Regions from separate parts of the Homo sapiens genome. Here region 1 is linked to region 2. A link is a loop called in an ENCODE intact Hi-C map of the cell type or tissue named here. Cell type or tissue: left ventricle myocardium inferior. All regions are shown on one strand. Each heading gives the region's core, and the rest is flanking DNA. Links, peaks and the distances in the headings are about the cores only. Region 1 overlaps SLC14A2 (solute carrier family 14 member 2). Region 2 overlaps PSTPIP2 (proline-serine-threonine phosphatase interacting protein 2).

What was found. Peaks named below come from ENCODE experiments on the same cell type or tissue, not always from the same donor. Only the 100,000 strongest peaks of a DNase experiment are listed, where the experiment ranks them.
Region 1: it touches region 2 in a loop (3-fold over the local background); 4 of 110 quality-filtered maps call a loop at or near these places.

The regions. Positions count from the first base shown.
Region 1 is chr18:45,661,488-45,669,819 of GRCh38, reverse strand. SLC14A2 (solute carrier family 14 member 2) reads right to left here. Exons shown (of 20, transcript NM_007163.4): 11 at 5,913-6,035; 12 at 3,601-3,683; 13 at 2,726-2,885; 14 at 1,798-1,987; 15 at 1,343-1,471; 16 at 322-514. All of the region lies in intron 7 of LOC105372093 (a long non-coding RNA gene), which reads left to right. Among named protein-coding and RNA genes, the nearest start is that of SLC14A2, 50 kb to the right of the region's middle. In left ventricle myocardium inferior, for the core only: CTCF peaks have their summits at 4,331 and 4,531 (motif pointing left); no DNase peak of the experiment used is centred there; H3K27ac peaks cover 1,780 bases.
Region 2 is chr18:46,051,086-46,059,417 of GRCh38, reverse strand. All of the region lies in intron 1 of PSTPIP2 (proline-serine-threonine phosphatase interacting protein 2), which reads left to right. Among named protein-coding and RNA genes, the nearest start is that of PSTPIP2, 17 kb to the left of the region's middle. In left ventricle myocardium inferior, for the core only: no CTCF peak of the experiment used is centred there; no DNase peak of the experiment used is centred there.

The DNA of each region.
Region 1 (8,332 bases), core at 287-8,286, 390 kb after region 2:
AAGAGCCCAGGCTGGAAGTCAGGAGGCTGAAGTTCTAGTCTTGACTTTGCTCCTCCCTAATTGGCTGTAAGACCTAAGGCAGGTCTCTTAACGTGGCCGCAGTTTCCTTCTCTGTGCTATCATAGAGTGAGACCAAAACTAGCCCTTTTTGCTCTCAGAAGTAGAAAAGGATGGCAGCTCATGAGATATATATGTAGAATGCTTGGTACTGTGTAATTGTTAAAAATTATTACTTGTGGATGTTTCTGATGTGCAAAATATGCAAATGCCAGTAACATCCAGTGTGGACAGACCTGCCCTTCCTCCTTCCATGATACGTACCAAGGGCACTTGGACCTCTGACCAGGTGATGTTGGGCATGGCGGATGCAGGCTGCAGCAGCGTTGTGGGGAAGAAAAGGTTGTAGTGGCCCGTGGCTGCCAGGTACAAAGTCACAGTGATATTGAAGGGCAGTGTGAAGACTGGGAGGTCCCACTTGCTGAAGATGGTACCCAGGGCACTGGAGAGGATGGGGCTGATGGCAGAAGCATGAGAGATGCTGGTCAGGAAGCCGCCTGGTCATAACACTAGACTGTGCTGCAGTGGGGGCTCCCTGTGCCTTCCTAGAGAAAAGCAGCCTGCTGGGTATTCTCTGGAGCCTGACTGGCCCTGAGCAGGTCTTTCCCTGGGCCTCTTCCTCCCTGCACAGTGACAGGGTGGGGCACCCAGACTCAACTTCAGAAGAAGATATAAGGCAGGCAGTCTCAGAACTTCCTTCAGGAATCCTATAGCTCCATCCCCAGGCATCAGGTTGGGGAGGCCGAGGGGAGGGAATCACATTCATTCAACAAATGTTTTTTTGAGTGGCTGTGTGCATGGGCTTTGTGGCCAGGGTGCCCTGTGTTTTCTCAACATGGGGTAGAGCAGGCACTGAGGGCTTCCCCATGGCTGGGCCTTCAGCCTACCCTGGGAGGTGGTCTTGGTCTGCTCAGGGGTCCCAAGGATTTAGAAAAGCCGGGGTAGGGGAGGGTTGAAAAGATTTCCAGAAACTGACAGGACCCTATAGTGCAGCTCTTAACCAATGTGGGCCTCAGTTTCTTTCTCTGCACTCTGGCAGGGTGAGACCAAAAACCATTTAGATCTTAAAAGAATAATAAAGGGTGGTCGCTAATGGGATACTGTGTATAGACCTAGCATGGGGCTACCATGGTATAAACTTAGTTATTAGTCCAGTGGACATTTCTGATGTGCAAGCTAAATACATGCCACTTTAATATCACGTTTAGACAGACGGTCATGGGATTGGGATGAAAAGGTTGGTGGCCATTGATATGAACCCACAACCCTTCAAAAGCAAACTTACCAAGACATGGACATGATGATGACGGGTAGCAACAGCCACCAGTAGTAGTCACCTTTGTCTGAGAACACGGCCATCAGCAGCCCCACCAGCACCCCATTGTAGCCGTGAAATCCTGCAGCGATGGCCGACCTGGCAGGAGAGGGAGGGTCAGGTGGAGCAGGGGCTTCCCCAGGGCCCTTTACATTTTCCTATTGAGTCAGATTCTTTTTATCTGGGGCCTGACTACACACGCCTTCAAATAGACCACCCTTCTGGGAGTGGGGAAGGAAGACAACCCTATGAATCCTTCATATTTCTCTAGAAATATGTTGCTATGACAAAATAACCAGGGAACAGTCATTTTTAGTTGTCAGTGTCCTTATTTTGAGGATTTCTCAGCTGGGAAGAGGAAGAATGGTCCCCATGGGGAGTGACTTCTTGGCTACATGTTTGGACCCTGAGCCTCTGGGACTTACTTGTCCTGACTCAGGATGAGGGCTGTCAAGGTGGACATGATGGTACCCAGGCAGCCTGAGATCGCCCACCAGGGGTTCTGGATGAAGAGGCCGAGGATGATGAGGATGCCGCTGAGGGGGTTGTTCACAAACATCACTTGAGATGTGCCTCGGAGGACCCAGTCAAAGAACTGGAACACTGGGGACTTGTCTGAAATGGAACCGGGGCAGGAAGTAGGCAAGTGCTCAGTGTGGGCAGCCCTGGGTGGGCAGATGGAGGGTGTGAGGGAATCTGGATATCCGAAGTGGGTTTGCAGGAAGCCAGCCACCTGCTGTCACCTGCCACCAAAGATGGTAAACAAGGAACTCAAGAGAGCATCTGACTGCCAAGAAAACTCTTGAGACCCATCACCAGCCAGATGTGACCTCCAGGTTGTTTTTCTGGCAGGGGGGATTAGGTGCCCTGAGCTGCCTCTGACCCCTGTGGTGGTACCATGAATTTTCAAGAACATGTTCTTGCTGCATAGAGGGCATTAAACCCATGGGCTGAGCTCTGGAAAGATTGCTAAAGAGAACCTATTGGCATGGTAGACACAGTTCTCCCATGAACCATCCAGATGGCGTTTTTCTAGAATGCTGGCTCTAGAATCCCAATGCGAAAAACACCTGTCTGCAATATTCAGATGGGATATTTGAGATAGCAGAAGTGTTCTGTTCAGAAATGAGAGCTCATGAGCTCACACTCTTGCATGTATTGCTATTTATAGTTCAAGAGGCTGTATGTCTGTTTTAACAGCAAAACTCCCAGCTTCCAGGAAAGACCACAGTAACAGAGTGCAGTCTAGTCTAAGTCTAGTCTATAGGGAACCCCCATGGCAATGGGTTTCCTGGGGATGGGTGGAGGTGAGTTTTTAGGGTCAGGGTCAGTGTTGTTCTCATAGAATTTTACCTTTAAGTCCCTCTCCACACTCCTTCATCTCTCCTGTGATGTAGCTGAGGGCTTTGCTGACCCTTTTCCCACTGGCAGCCATGGAACTCCGAATCCAGGATGTCTTGGAAATGTTTGTTTCCACTTTTATCTCAGAGCTCTCCTCCATGGTGTCCAGATCCTGTCCAGGACAGAGATAGGCAAGAGTCTCCCACATTCGGTGGTTCTTACACTGAGAATTCATGTTTGTGGTCACTCAGGGACCAAATAAGATTGTCATTTGGTATTTCATTAAATTGCTGTTTAACCTCCCTGTTTCTGTAGATTAGACTGTCTTTTGTTTGACACATGACCTCATCTAATAGGTTAACTACCGTGAGGCACAGTAAGATAACATCTTTACTTTCGTTCTGTGGAGGAGGACTCTGGCAAGTGGAGGTTCTCATTTTCAAAGGTCAAGGTCAAACAGTAGAACTGAGATTAACCACAGATTTTTAGTCTTTTTTTTTTTTTAACATTAATACTCTTTCCAGAAGAAATGGCTTTCTCCCTGGCATGTCTAGTCTTTAAGATATAACTGTTCATAAACATAAGGGTATGAAATTGAACATGTGAAGATTCTGTTTTTGAAAACAGGCACCAGCTTATTTCCTAAATGCTTGAATACTGGGTTTAAAGGAAGCCTGATAATAATTCAAATACAAGGAATATGAAAAGTTACAAAGTAAACTGTGAAAGAGACATTTTTGTCCCAGGTAATTACATTTCAGAAAATACGAATGCAAGAAAAGTTTGCCTAAATCGGAGAACCTTGTTTACAGCTCTCAGCTCCCTCATCTGCTGTGGGCTCTGTGACTGTAGGGCGCTGTCCCTGATTCAGGACACTCAGTACTCACAAGCAGCTCGACTGTGGGCTTCCGGTATCGATAGGGAAATGGGTCTTTGTTTTGTCTTTCCTGGTGTTCGCCTTTTCCAAACACTGGAGTTAGAAGGAAAGAGCACCATCAGTTAGGACACCTCTACTCTGGCACCTCAGAAGCTAATGTCCTGCAAGGCTCAAGAGGTGTTAAGATTATGCAGTATTTCCTGTTCCTACTGAGGAAGCACAGAATCATGGGGCCTTGCAGCTCGAAGGCTCTTTTGTTCTTTTACTGGTCATGGATCCATCTGGGCCCTCGCTTTGGGGAAAAAGTGTACATCTTCATATAAACAGGGCATTTTACAAGGAATTTAGGGAGCTCAGAGATTCCACTAACTTTTAATTAAGAAGCCCTCATTTAGCTCAACCTTGATAATTTTTTAGATGAGGAAACAGCAGCCTGGAGAGACAGTGACTTGTGCTTGATCCCGGAATCCAGGGTTCTTTCTCCTGTTCCACATGGAGAACTTGAAGGTGAACAAAAAAAAAAAAAAAAAAAAAAAAAAAAGAAACTTGGTTGTTGTTGAAGCCCTTCACTTCCTGTTCATAAAGTATTAAGCTGCCTGAGCCATGAGCCATGCATAATCTGTGTTTGAATTTGGCCATGACTCTCCTCACCTGGATGACCTCAGGCTGTTCTGTTTGTTTTTGTTTTTGTTTTTTTAAGGTATTGTAGTAGCAATGGCTGGTGGGATTAGGACAAGAGACATCCATGTAATCTCTTGAAGCAGATTTTGGCAAGCCTTTGTAATTGTAGAAAACTCTTGCAATGTGGATCTAAACATTTTTATTATTACAGGTAATTTACTTTTAGAGACCACCAATTTCAGTAGGGTTTTATGCATCCTGAAAGATGTTCAGGCCCCTGGAAGTTTCCTTCTTGATGCTTTGGTTCCCTCCTGTGGTCAAGTGTGAGAATAGCAGGCTGGGCTCTGACTACCCTGTGTTTTCAGACTGAATTGCCTGTTCCCCCGTTCTGCACTCATGAGTCGTCAGGGTGTCAAAACACTAGAAGGGATGCATCGAAGGCACTGTGTTCCCACTTCTGAAGGGACAGGGACTGCAGATACCAGTGTGTTTGGGAGGTGACACCATTCAGGACAAACAAATTCATTTTGAAAGCTTTGAAAGGAAGAGTAGGAAGCAGAAGGGATCCCTTGAAATTGGAGGCCTGTGTGTGATATCCCCACTGACCCGCTGTTTCTGTCTGAAGCTCCTCTCTGCCTGCCAGTGCTGCAGGGCTCTCTACTATGCTCTCCCCAACCACAGCCCCTATCCTGAGACGATGTTAGGAGGAATTTATTAAGCCTTTGAGGCAAACCGTGGTCTCTTCCACACTCTGCTGGGGAACCTCTATCAAAGACAAACTCCTGAGCTACAGGGGCCCTTGAGATGTGCAATGTCCTCGGCAATCCCCTCTCCACCTCGTGTATTTTCCCATATTCACTCAAAGTCCATTTCTCTGGGCTAACTGACTTGTGGTATGAAATGATGAGACTTGGGGGAGCTGGAGGAAGAAGGTCATTCAGGCATCTTCTGGGGAGCATGTGATGTTGCACTAACTTGGGAGTCACTTTTATTCCCAACAGTGGCCCTAGTCAGCTGTGTGACTCTGGGCAATGCTGCCCCCTCTCTGGGGATTGGAGGCAGGATTAGATGGTCCCTGTGTCCTGGATCTTCATGAGGCTGCTCCAACCTTGCAGCTGGTTGAGGAAACCTCCCCAGACTCCTCCCTGTTTGCTGCCACATGTTCTCAGCTTCCACGTCCAAATTTCTGGCCTCCACTTGTTCAGCTTTAGCGGCCCTTGGATACCCTCTTCCTGGCCTTTGGCAGCACTTTCCCCACCATGGGTCTCTACCTGTGCCCTTGGCCTCCCCACCATTGCCATAGATGGGAACTGTTCATCTCTAGCCTCCTAGACCAGTGGTTTTTGATTTGCTGGCAAATTAGAATCTCCTGGAGAGCTTTAGAAGCTCCTGATGCCCACCCAGGCTGCTCTGCAGATGAATTAAACTAGTCACTGGGATGGGATGCAGGTGATTCCAATGTGCAGCCAGGTTGAGACCCCAGAATCTCACTGCCTGTCCCAGCTTCAGCCTCTCCGAGACCCAGGGGGCATCCAGACGCATTCGGGGAACTGTGGCCTTGGTCAGACGTCAGGTGTGAGAGGTCAAGTCTGACTCCAGCGGGTCTCCCCACCACCCTGTGAAGTAGGTATTGCCATTGTCCCTGTTTTATTAGAGACTAGGAAGGCAGGGATCCAAGCGTGAGGGGGAGGACATGCACACCTTTGCTCCTCCTCCGAATGGATGACCACTCGATGTGAAATACACTCCTGTGCTTGGAGAGCACAGCCTCCGAGCCCTCCTCCACCTTTGGGCCTGCTGTGGGTGGATGCTCCCCACCGCCTCCTAGCCAGGGGCAAAACAAGACAGGTCAGTGTCCCACCTAGTCCGCACCTGAGAGAGCCAAGCAGAGAGCTGGGAAAAATCACACAGATGCTGGAAAGGAGAGAGCAGTGAAGCCTGAAGCTGGAGTAGTCATTGCATCAGTCTCTGCATAAAACACTTAGCTTCTCTATTTCTCCCATTAAAACTTCTACTTCCTCTCCCCACAGTAACCCAAGTTATAGTCTGTCAAGAAATGGATGAGCAGTTTGCCTTATTTCTTAGTGTGCAAGGAAGCACTCTAAGACCCATTTAGCTGCAACTTGCACTGGCATGAGCAGGTGGCAGCCAGCGTCTTGGACTTCATCTGTGGCAGGGAGTTCCAAAACTGCCTGCATGTTAGAATCACCCAGGTGCTTTAAAAAAATGCCTGAGCTCCACCTCAGACCAGTTTAAAAAAATTAAAGTTTTGAATGCCCATGGTATTTAAAAGATGGCTCCAATATGCAGCTTGGGCTGAGAACTGACATCAGCTCTTGCTACTCAACGTGTGGTCCCTGTGGTCCCTGGACCAGTAGCATCAGCATCATCTGCCTGGGAGCTTGTTAGAAATGCAGAATCTCAGGCCTTAACCAAGACTGATGGAATCAGAATCTGTATTTTAACAAGAGCCACTGGGTGAATTCTGTGCTTATTAAAGCCTGACCAATACCAATTTATGGGGAGCTAGGAGTGCTGAGTCTGTAATCAGCTACAAGAAGCACTCTGCTGTACCTTATTATGTTCAGTTTTCACACTATTGGGAGAGCAGAGCACTCTTATCACTTGGGATAGGGTCTCTCAATGTGTGGATCAAGAACTGACAGCATTGAATTATCTTGGTGTCTTGTTAAAGTGCATGCTCCTAGCCCTATTGCCTCACCCACACCCAGGTCTCGTAATTGGAAAATCTGGTGATCCTGGGGGGTATGCAGTTTTACCTTGCTCTGCTTGGAGCTCCAGTACACACTAGAGTTAGATGGTCCAGCAGCTGCTTGGAACAGTAGAAAACATTCACACTATTACATCTGCATATTTTCTGGGTTGACTCATTTGGCCTTTTCAGCAGTGCCTTGAATAGAATGGGCACTATATATTATCACTAAAAGGTGGAAAATTGAGGCTCAGAGTGATTTCTTTAGCATCCTACAAATGGTGAGTCACATGACTCAGCTCCCAATCCTTTTCTCTGCATTTTTGCTACTCAGTCTGGTTTGTGGACCAGGGAGCTTGCTTGGAATTCAGAATCTCAGGCCCTACCCCAGAACTACTGAATTTGAATTGGCTTTTAACAAGATCTCCAGCTGATTCGTGTGCATACGAAAGCTGGAAAGCACTGGGGTAGATCACACTGCTTATGTAGAAACAACTATGGCAAAGCTCAGAACATAGCAGGGCCAACAACAAGAGGGTCTGTGGGGCATGCATGATTAAGGAAAGCAGGTCTTGTCTACACTTTTTTTTTTCTAAGACGGAGTCTTGCTCTGTCACCCAGGCTGGAGTGCAGTGGCACAATCTCAGCTCATTACAACCTCCACCTCCCGGATTCAAGCAATTCCCTGCCTCAGCCTCCTGAGTAGCTGGGATTACAGGTGCCCACCATCACACCCGGCTAATTTTTCTATTTTTGGTAGAGACAGGGTTTCACCATCTTGGCCAGGCTGGTCTTGAATTCCTGACCTCGTGATCCACCCATCTGGGATTCCCAAAGTGCTGGGAGTACAGGCGTGAGCTACAGCGCCCAGCCTTGTCTATATTTTTATGCTGAAAGTTTACACACCTGATCGTGTCCCTTCCCTCTGGCTCAGGATGGAGAAGCAGCTACTGTTTCAGCATCCTGTCCAGGGGTCAGTGTTGAGCTGTAACTCCCAAGACTGAGAAGTGCCCCTCAACTCTGCATTTCAGAGATACCTGGAGTGTCAACTTGTCCTGGGACGTCTGTGCAGGCAGGGTTCATGCAGGATGATGAGGGGTATCATTGCATCACCTGACCAAGTGGGGCGTTCTCCCATAGTGCCATTCCCCAGAGCATGTCTGCCAGACTGGGAAGGCACCTCTGCCAGTCCACTGCTTCTTGTTCCTCATATGCCAAGTGTCTGCTACCCTAGTCATCCCCTTGGTAATCCTAGTTTGACCTTAGAATCATAAACTCAGAACTGAATGGGAGTTTCAAGATCACAGTTCACCTTCCCCATTCAGAGAAATTAACTCACCCAAATCATACAGTTCATTAATCCTGGCAAAGCTAGGAATTGCATTTGGGTCTCTCAGTTCCCAATTCA
Region 2 (8,332 bases), core at 211-8,210:
AGTTAGCTGGGCGTGGTAGCAGGCACCTGTAATCCTAGCTACTTGGTAGGCTGAGGCAGGAGAATCACTTGACCCTGGAAGGCAGAGGTTGCAGTGAGCTGAGATCGTGCCACTCCATCCAGCCTGGGTGACAGAGTGAGACTCTGTCTTAAATTAAAAAAAAGACCTGCCTGGCCATCACGTTGAAACACTGTCTCCATTAAAAATATGAAAATTAGCTGGGCATGGTCGTGCGTGCCTGTAATCCCTGCTACTCAGGAGGCTGAGGCAGAAGAATCACTTGAACCTGGGAGGCGGAGGTTGCAGCGAGCCAAGATCGCACCATTGCACTCCAGCCTGGGCGACAGAGGGAGACCCTATCTCACAAAAAAAAAAGAAAAAGAAAAAAAGAAAAAAAAAGAATTAAGAGGATTTCCCCCTAAAGTATTAAAAGAAGAGCAAGTATACTTGTTCAGACCATAGAATACAAAAAATACCAAACCTGCAACTTGTACCCAAACCCAGATGGAAGTGGACCAGCCTCCCAGGCAGTGTCCAGGGTCCTAGGTCCTGGCCACCTGCCTGTGGCAAGGCCACAACCATTCCCTTGAGGACACAGAGGGTCCCACCCCGCTGGTGACAGGACCTGCCTAATGACAATTATCTTGCAGCGAGACCTCTCCTCAGCACCCCTGCCTTTAAGCAGAGAGAACCGCCTATGGATTCCATGAGCTATTTATTTTTCATTTTTATTGGTACCTTAAAAAACTAGGAATGTAGGGCCAGGTGCAGTGGCTCATGCATGTAATCCCAGCATTTTGGGAGGCCAAGGTGGGTGGATCACGAGGTCAGGAGTTTGAGACCAGCCTGGCCAACACGGTGAAACCCCGTCTCTACTACAAATACAAAAAATAAATAGCTGGGTGTGGTGGCGCACCCCTGTAGTCCCAGCTACTCAGGAGCCTGAGGCAGGAGAGTTGCTTGAACCCGGGAGGAGGAGGTGGCGCTGAGCCGAGATCGTGCTACTACACTCCAGCCTGGGCGACAGAGTGATACTCTGTCTCAAAAAAACAAAAAACAAAAAAAAACTAGGAATATAACACATGCTTATTGTAAAATATCAAAACAATACAGATGTATATGGAGTAAAAAACCATAAAAATCCCTCCCTTAGCCTTCAAATCCCAACCTCCAGGGGTAAATTACTCATAGAGGATCTTTTCAGAGTCTTTTCCAGGAGTCTCCCATCCTATACAGGTAGGCAAGTGTAATTGTCTACATGAGATGTTGAAGAAGTGTACTTATTATCATGCTAAGGAATGGCAGGTTAGCAAGCCATCTCTTCCTCTGACCCAGAGTTTTGTATTTTTTAAAAAACATAAAAGTAGAAATTTTACCTGGTTTTTAAGATTATGGGTGATTTTTTTTTTTTTTTTTTTTTGAGACGGAGTCTCACTCTGTCACCCAGGCTGGAGTGCAGTGGTGCGATCTCCGCTCACTGCAAGCTCCGCCTCCCGGGTTCACGCCATTCTCCTGCCTCAGCCTCCCGAGTAGCTGGGACTACAGGCGCCCGCCACCACGCCCGGCTAATTTTTTGTATTTTTTAGTAGAGACGGGGTTTCACCGTGTTAGCCAGGATGGTCTTGATCTCCTGACCTCACGATCCGCCTGCCTCGGCCTCCCAAAGTGCTGGGATTACAGGTGTGAGCCACCACGCCTGGCCTATGGGTGGTTTTTGATTTTTCTTTTTTGCTAATGTGTTCATCATAGAACAATGAGATATTCTGTAAATTAAGAAAAAATAGTTTTGGGCAGGCACAGTGGGGCACGCCTGTAATCCCAGTGCTTTGGGAGATGGAGGTGGGTGGATCACCTGAGGTCAGGAGTTTGAGACCAGCCTGGCCAACGTGGTGAAATCCCATCTCTACTAAAAATACAAAACAATTAGACAGGCGTGGTGGCGCTCGCCTGTAATCCTAGCTACTCTGGAGGCTGAGGCAGAAGAATCGCTTGAACCTGGGAGGTGGAGGTTGCAGTGAGCTGAGACTGCGCCATTGTACTCCAGCCTGGGTGACGACAGTGAAACTCTGCCTCAAAAAAAAAAAGAAAAAGAAAAGAAAAAATAGTTTTAAATGTCTCCCAAGAAAGGTGGTGGTTAAGTCATGTGCACCTTCATGTGACCAAGCAATCTTTTCTCTGAGGGAGGCCCCTGTGGAGGGAGGGAGGGGTCTCTGCTGAGTGGGACGCAGGCAGAGCCAGGGCTAGGCTGAGGCACTTGCCTTGCACGTAAAATTTAAGGGGGAGCCAAAAAAACCCTCAGTAGTTTTTTTCCTTTGAGATGGAGTCTTGTTCTGTCGCCCAGGCTGGAGTGCAATGCCCTGATCTCGGCTCACTGCAACCTCCGCCTCCCCGGTTCAAGCAGTTCTCCTGCCTCAGCCTCCCAAGTAGCTGGGATTACAGGTACCCACCACTGCACCCAGCTAATTTTTTTGTATTTTTAGTAGAGATGGAGTTTCACCATGTTGGCCAGGCTGGTCTTGAACTCCTGACCTCAAGTGATCTGCCCACCTTGGCCTCCCAAAGTGCTGGAATTACAGGTGTGAGCCACCGCATCTGGCCAAGATAAATTATTCTTTAATGTAATATTTTAAAAAAACAAAGTTAATGAGAAAAACCCTTCCAGGAACAAAATATCAAAACTTTATTTCTTTAGAGACAGGGTCTCACTCTTCTGCCCAGGCTGGAGTGCAGTGGTGCAACCATACCTCACTGCAGCTTTGAACTCTTTGGCTCAAGTGAGCCTCCTGCCTCAGCCCCCGGAGTAGCTGGGACCACAGGTGTGCACCACCATGCTCTGCTATTTTAAAAATTTCTTGTAGAGACAGAGTCTTGCTGTGTGGCCCAGACTAGTCTCAAACTCCTGGTCTCAAACTCCTGGCCCAAGCGATCCTCCCACCTTGGCCTCCCAAAGCACTAGGATTACAGGCATGAGCAACCACGCCTGGCCCCTCAAAATTGTAAAGAAAGACAGAATTGAACCCTGCACATGCACGACCATGCCTCATCCTAGTAGGGGCCCTGGAGGAGGGTGACGTTTTGGACCAATGAGTACTTTAAGGAAGCACAGGGCACAACAGAGGGAAGCATGGATTTGGGGTGGGCAGGGAAAGCCTGGAGAGGGGAGTTGGAGAACATAAGTGATGATCCATTTTGCAAAGGGAATTCCTACAGACTCCCAGACCAGCTAAGGGATCTACATTGCCGAGGGACCACCTGGACATAAGAAGCGAAGCCAGCACAGATTCCCCATCATCCCAGCCCCTGCAGGGCTGTGGAGCTGTGGGGAGCCCATCTCTGCTGTAGAGAGAGAAGGGAGAGGGCAAGTTTGTGCTTGGGGCTCCTATAGAAGCTGTCCTAGTGAGAAAATGCACCTGCAGTTCAGTTAGGTACTTACTAAACAAGAAAGATACAGTCTAAAAATACTCGGTTTTCCCGTGGAGTAGAAGCTTGTTTGCCTGCTTTCTCTACCTTTATTTTCCTAATCCTCTTTTAAAAGTGATTTTTCCAGTAGACAAATGAGAGTCTAAAAGTAAATTGTAAAAATATGGAGAACTTTTATACTTTACTACTAATAAAAAAGTCCAAATTGTACAGTTTTGCTTTTAGCAAGTTTTAAAAAGTATATCAAGTGTCAGTATCTTTCACTGGGGGAAGGTGCAGGAAATGAGCATTTAGTCATTGCGGGTAAGCTGTTAGAGTTATTTTGGAGAGGATTTGGCTGTGTGCATTATTAGCCTTAACAATCACAAATGTTGGCACTGGCTGGGCACAGTGGCTCATGCCTGTAACCCTAGCACTTTGGGAGGCCGAGGCAGGCAGCTCGCTTGAGCCTAGGAGTTTGAGACCAACCTGGGCAACATCATGAAACCTCAACGAAAAAAATACAAAATATTAGCTGGGCATGGTGGCATGTGCCTGCAGTCCCAGCTACTGGGGTGGCAGAGGTGGGAGGATCACTTGAGCCCAATGCAGTGAGCTGTGATGACATCACTGCACTCCAGCCTGGGTAGCAGAGTGAGACTATACAAAGTACAAATTAACTATTAATAATTCCAGGGATTAGGATTTGGACATCTTTGGGAGAGGGTGTCACTATCTACCTACCACATTAGGTGATTGGAGGGAGAGGCACTGGATGTGTATGAGGGACAGAGGGACCATAGAGGACTTCTCCATGGAGATGACATTTGAATTGAGATGTGGTAAGGTCAAGCTAGCCTTCTGGATGTCAGGGGAAAGGGGAGAGATAACAGTGAGGCTGGAAAGGATCAGTTAGAGGAACAGAAAGACCAGTGCGACTTTAGTAGGAAGCAGGAACTGGCCAAATTGCTGAAAATCAGTTGACAAGAGCCAATTTGCTGATACGATCAAGTCACTAAAAACTAGTTTCTGTTAATTACCTACAAAGCTAAAATATGCTGTTGCCTCATTTTCAACAATTTTTAAAAATTAGTAGGTTTTTGGGAGGCTGAGGCGGGTGGATAACGAGGTCAGGAGTTTGAGACCAGCTTGACCAACGGTAAAGCCCCGTTTCTACTAAAAATACAAAAATTAGCTGGGCGTGGTGGCACGTGCCTGTAATCCTAGATACTCAGGAGGCTGAGGCAGGAGAATCATTTGAACCCAGGAGGCAGAGGTTGCAGTGAGCCAAGATCGCGCCACTGCACTCCAACCTGGGCGACAGAGCAAGACTCTGTCTCAAAAAAAAAAAAAAATTAGTAGGTTTTATTATTTAGAGCGGTTTTAGGTTTACAGAAAACTTGAACTCAAGCCCAGATTTCCCATCCGTTCTCCCTATTTTTCCTATTATTAACATCTTGCATTAATGTGGTATATTTGTTACAATTATGCACCAGTATGTATACATTATTATTCACTGAAGCTCATGGTTTATATTAGGTGTAGCTCTTTGTGTCCCATGGGTTTTGACAAATGAATAATGTCATATATCCACAATTATTGTATCATACAGAGTAGTTTCTCTGCCTTAAAATTCCCCTGTGCTCCACTTTTTCATCCATCACTCTTCCTTAAACCCCTGGCAACCAATGATCTTTTTACAATCTCTATAGTTTTGCCTTTTCTAGAATGTCATATGTAGACATGGGCCACATAATGACGTTTTGGTCAACAAGAGACTGCATATATGATGGTGGTCCCATAAAATAATAATGGAGTTGCTTTATACAGATGTACCATTTAAAAACATCCTCTGTACAAGTATTTTTACTATACCATTTCTGTTTGATATGTTTAGATACATAATACTCACCAGTGTGAGTATTGCCTACAATATTCAACACAGTGACATGCCGTACAGGTTTGTAGCCTAGGAGCAATAGGCCATACCATATAGCCTCACTGTGTAGTAGGCTACACCATCTAGGTTTGTGTAACTACACTCTGTGATGTTCAAATAATGACAGAATCACCTAATGATGCATTTCTTACAACGTATCCCCATTGTTGAGTGACATATGATTGTAGTTGGAGTCATACAGTGTGTAGCCTTTTCAGACTGGCTTCTTTTACTTAGCGCTATGCATTTAAGATCCCCTCATGTCTTCTTGTGGCTTGATAGCTCATTTCTTCTTATCATTGATTAATGTTCCATTGTATGGATGTAGCAGTTTATCCACTCACCTATTGAAGGATCTTGGTCGCTTCCAATTTTTGGCAATTATGACTACAGCTTCTATAAACATTTGTGTGCAAGTTTGTGTGGGTATAAGTTTTCAACTCAATTTAGTTGAGGTTTAGTTTCAATGAATCAGACTTAATGGTCTGGCTGAATTGAATGTCATTTTCACATGTGTTTCACATCAAGATGTTTGCATACTCTGCTGTGCTGAAAACTCATGTAAGATGTTCATTAGATCAAGCTGGGTAAAAAATCAGCAAGTTAGAGGAGGAGAAAAGGCATTGGACTTCGATGAACATGTACTGAAAGAAACACTTCCTGTAAGTCGCTTCTAAAATCCTAACATTTAAGACTTGCTTAATTCTGAAATTTGAATATATAAAACATCCTCACTCCCATAAGTTATGGACCTGAAGTAAACTGAACTTGGGCTGGCCTCAGTGAAATGGCAGTAGTGAAGTTAGAAATAAGCTTAATCTAAAACTTAATTTAAATGAAAACTTTGGAAAAAAACCTCAAGGACAACACAAAATGTCAGTTTTATAAATAGCAAGTAGAAACAAGAGTCACATATTTCAAGGATTGGAGAAGGCTGACCCACTGAGACATGGAAGGTGAAAAGTTCTTGGAATAAACAATGGACACTGGTGTTACTTATCGGAGGCAAAGTTAATCAGTCTGATGTGTAAACTTGGAGATTACTTTTTTGTATTTATGTATTTTTGTTCATATGAAGAGTCTAAAGATTTTGGTCAACTTGCAATCTATGCTTGTTTGTTTTTTCATTTGTAAAAAGATGGAAATTAATGATATGATTGATCTCCAAGATGTACTCTACCTCTGATATCCTAGCACTCTAAAACTAGAGCACTGTAGGAAAGTAAATAGACTCTTTGATTACTTAGAACATTTAGGAGATGGGATAATCTTAGTAATTGTACCTTCTGATTCATCGATAATGAACACTGATTCATTTCTGGTTCAAAAAGTATTAGAAACTGTAAATCTACTTTTGTCTGGGAAAATCCAAGTGTGAAGAACAGAAGGGAATTTGTTTTGGAGGATTCTTTCAATTATGCTTTGGGATTTGAAGATGGATAAGATGGGAGAAACTGAATGGGAATGAATGCACTGAGGTCAGGTTTTACCTTAGAAAAAGTTTTTTTTTTTAAATTAACATTAAACATTTTCTATTAACTTGCAATTTCTTGGGATAAAGAGGTAAGCCAAGGTTCCCCAGTTAGCAGCTGTGAAATGCATCCCAGCCTTTACAGGGTTGTGGTTAGGTCTTCAAAGTTATATGGTGTCATAAGCCTTCAATATTTGTTGTACTTTGCTTATCTGGCTCAACTAGAGGCTAGCTGATAGAGATCAAAGACCTTCAAAATTGTATTGTGGTAGGGATGTGACATAGTAGTCAGAAGCTGTTTGGAATTTCTATGGGTTGGGCCTAAACGTTGTACTTGGAGTGAAAAGGAACACAAGTCAGCTGGTGAAGCAATGTTGGACATTCCCCTGGGTTTGACCTAGTTCAAGTTCCTAGCTCCTAGTTCTATATTTGCTTTTGACAGTAGTGGCAGCACATTTGTTGTTTGACCTGGCTTGCTTTCTAGAGCTGCTGAGGTTTGGTGTCTCACTCTGTTCCTCTGGTCCCATATTTGCGGACCTAGTTCCAGTTTTGGGTATAGCCACTTCCTGGCAGTTGCCTGCCTCCCCGCTCCTGTCTTGGGCATGCCCAGGGGTTCTCAGGGAATGCCATGGATCAGGAGGAGACCCGTGGGGTCTGCATTTCACACATCTTGAACGCATCACTGATTTGCCCGGTAATATGATGCATCACTAATTCTACCCTGTGATATATGTGGTTGTTCACCTCTCAGGGATATCCAACAGAACTTCAACTTGTTTTTTATTAACTGGAAAAGTCTGAACATTAACTTCAGTAATACACTCAGAGGTGGTTGAATGTTTGTGAATTAAAACACCTACTTCAATTCTCAGGTTTTCTCTTTCAATGGAATTGTGAATTGAATTTCTCATGTCCCTGGGGGTTTGGGGCTTTTCTGGGATTTGGATCATGTTGATGTTTAGATGGGTAATGTCAAACATTAACCAACTTTCTGAACATTGAAATCTACTGACTCTTATGCCTTCTATGTTAAGTTTCCAGGAATAATGGTCTTTCAAAAAGCCATGACCTTAACATACATAATAGAAAATAATCTGTGTTGTTTTCAGTTTTATGTTCAATTTTTTTTTTTCTTGAGACAGAGTCTTGCTCTGTAGCCGGGGTGGAGTGCAGTGGCGCGATCTTGGCTCACTGCAACCTCCACTTCCCGGGCTCAAGTGATTCTCCCACCTCAGCCTCCCATGTAGCTGGGATTACAGGTGCCCACCATGCACCCAGCTAATTTTTGTATTTTTAGTAGGAACAGGGTTTCACCACATTGCCCAGGCTGGTCTTGAACTCCTGTCCTCAAGTGATCCTCCTGCCTTGGCCTCCCAAAGTGCTAGGATTACAGGTGTGAGCCACTGCACCCGGCCTTATGTTCAATTTTTGTTATGAGAATCCAAACAGGCCAGGTGCAGTGGCTCAGGCCTATAATCCCAGCTTTTTGGGCTGAGGCAGGTGGATCACCTGAGGTCAGGAGT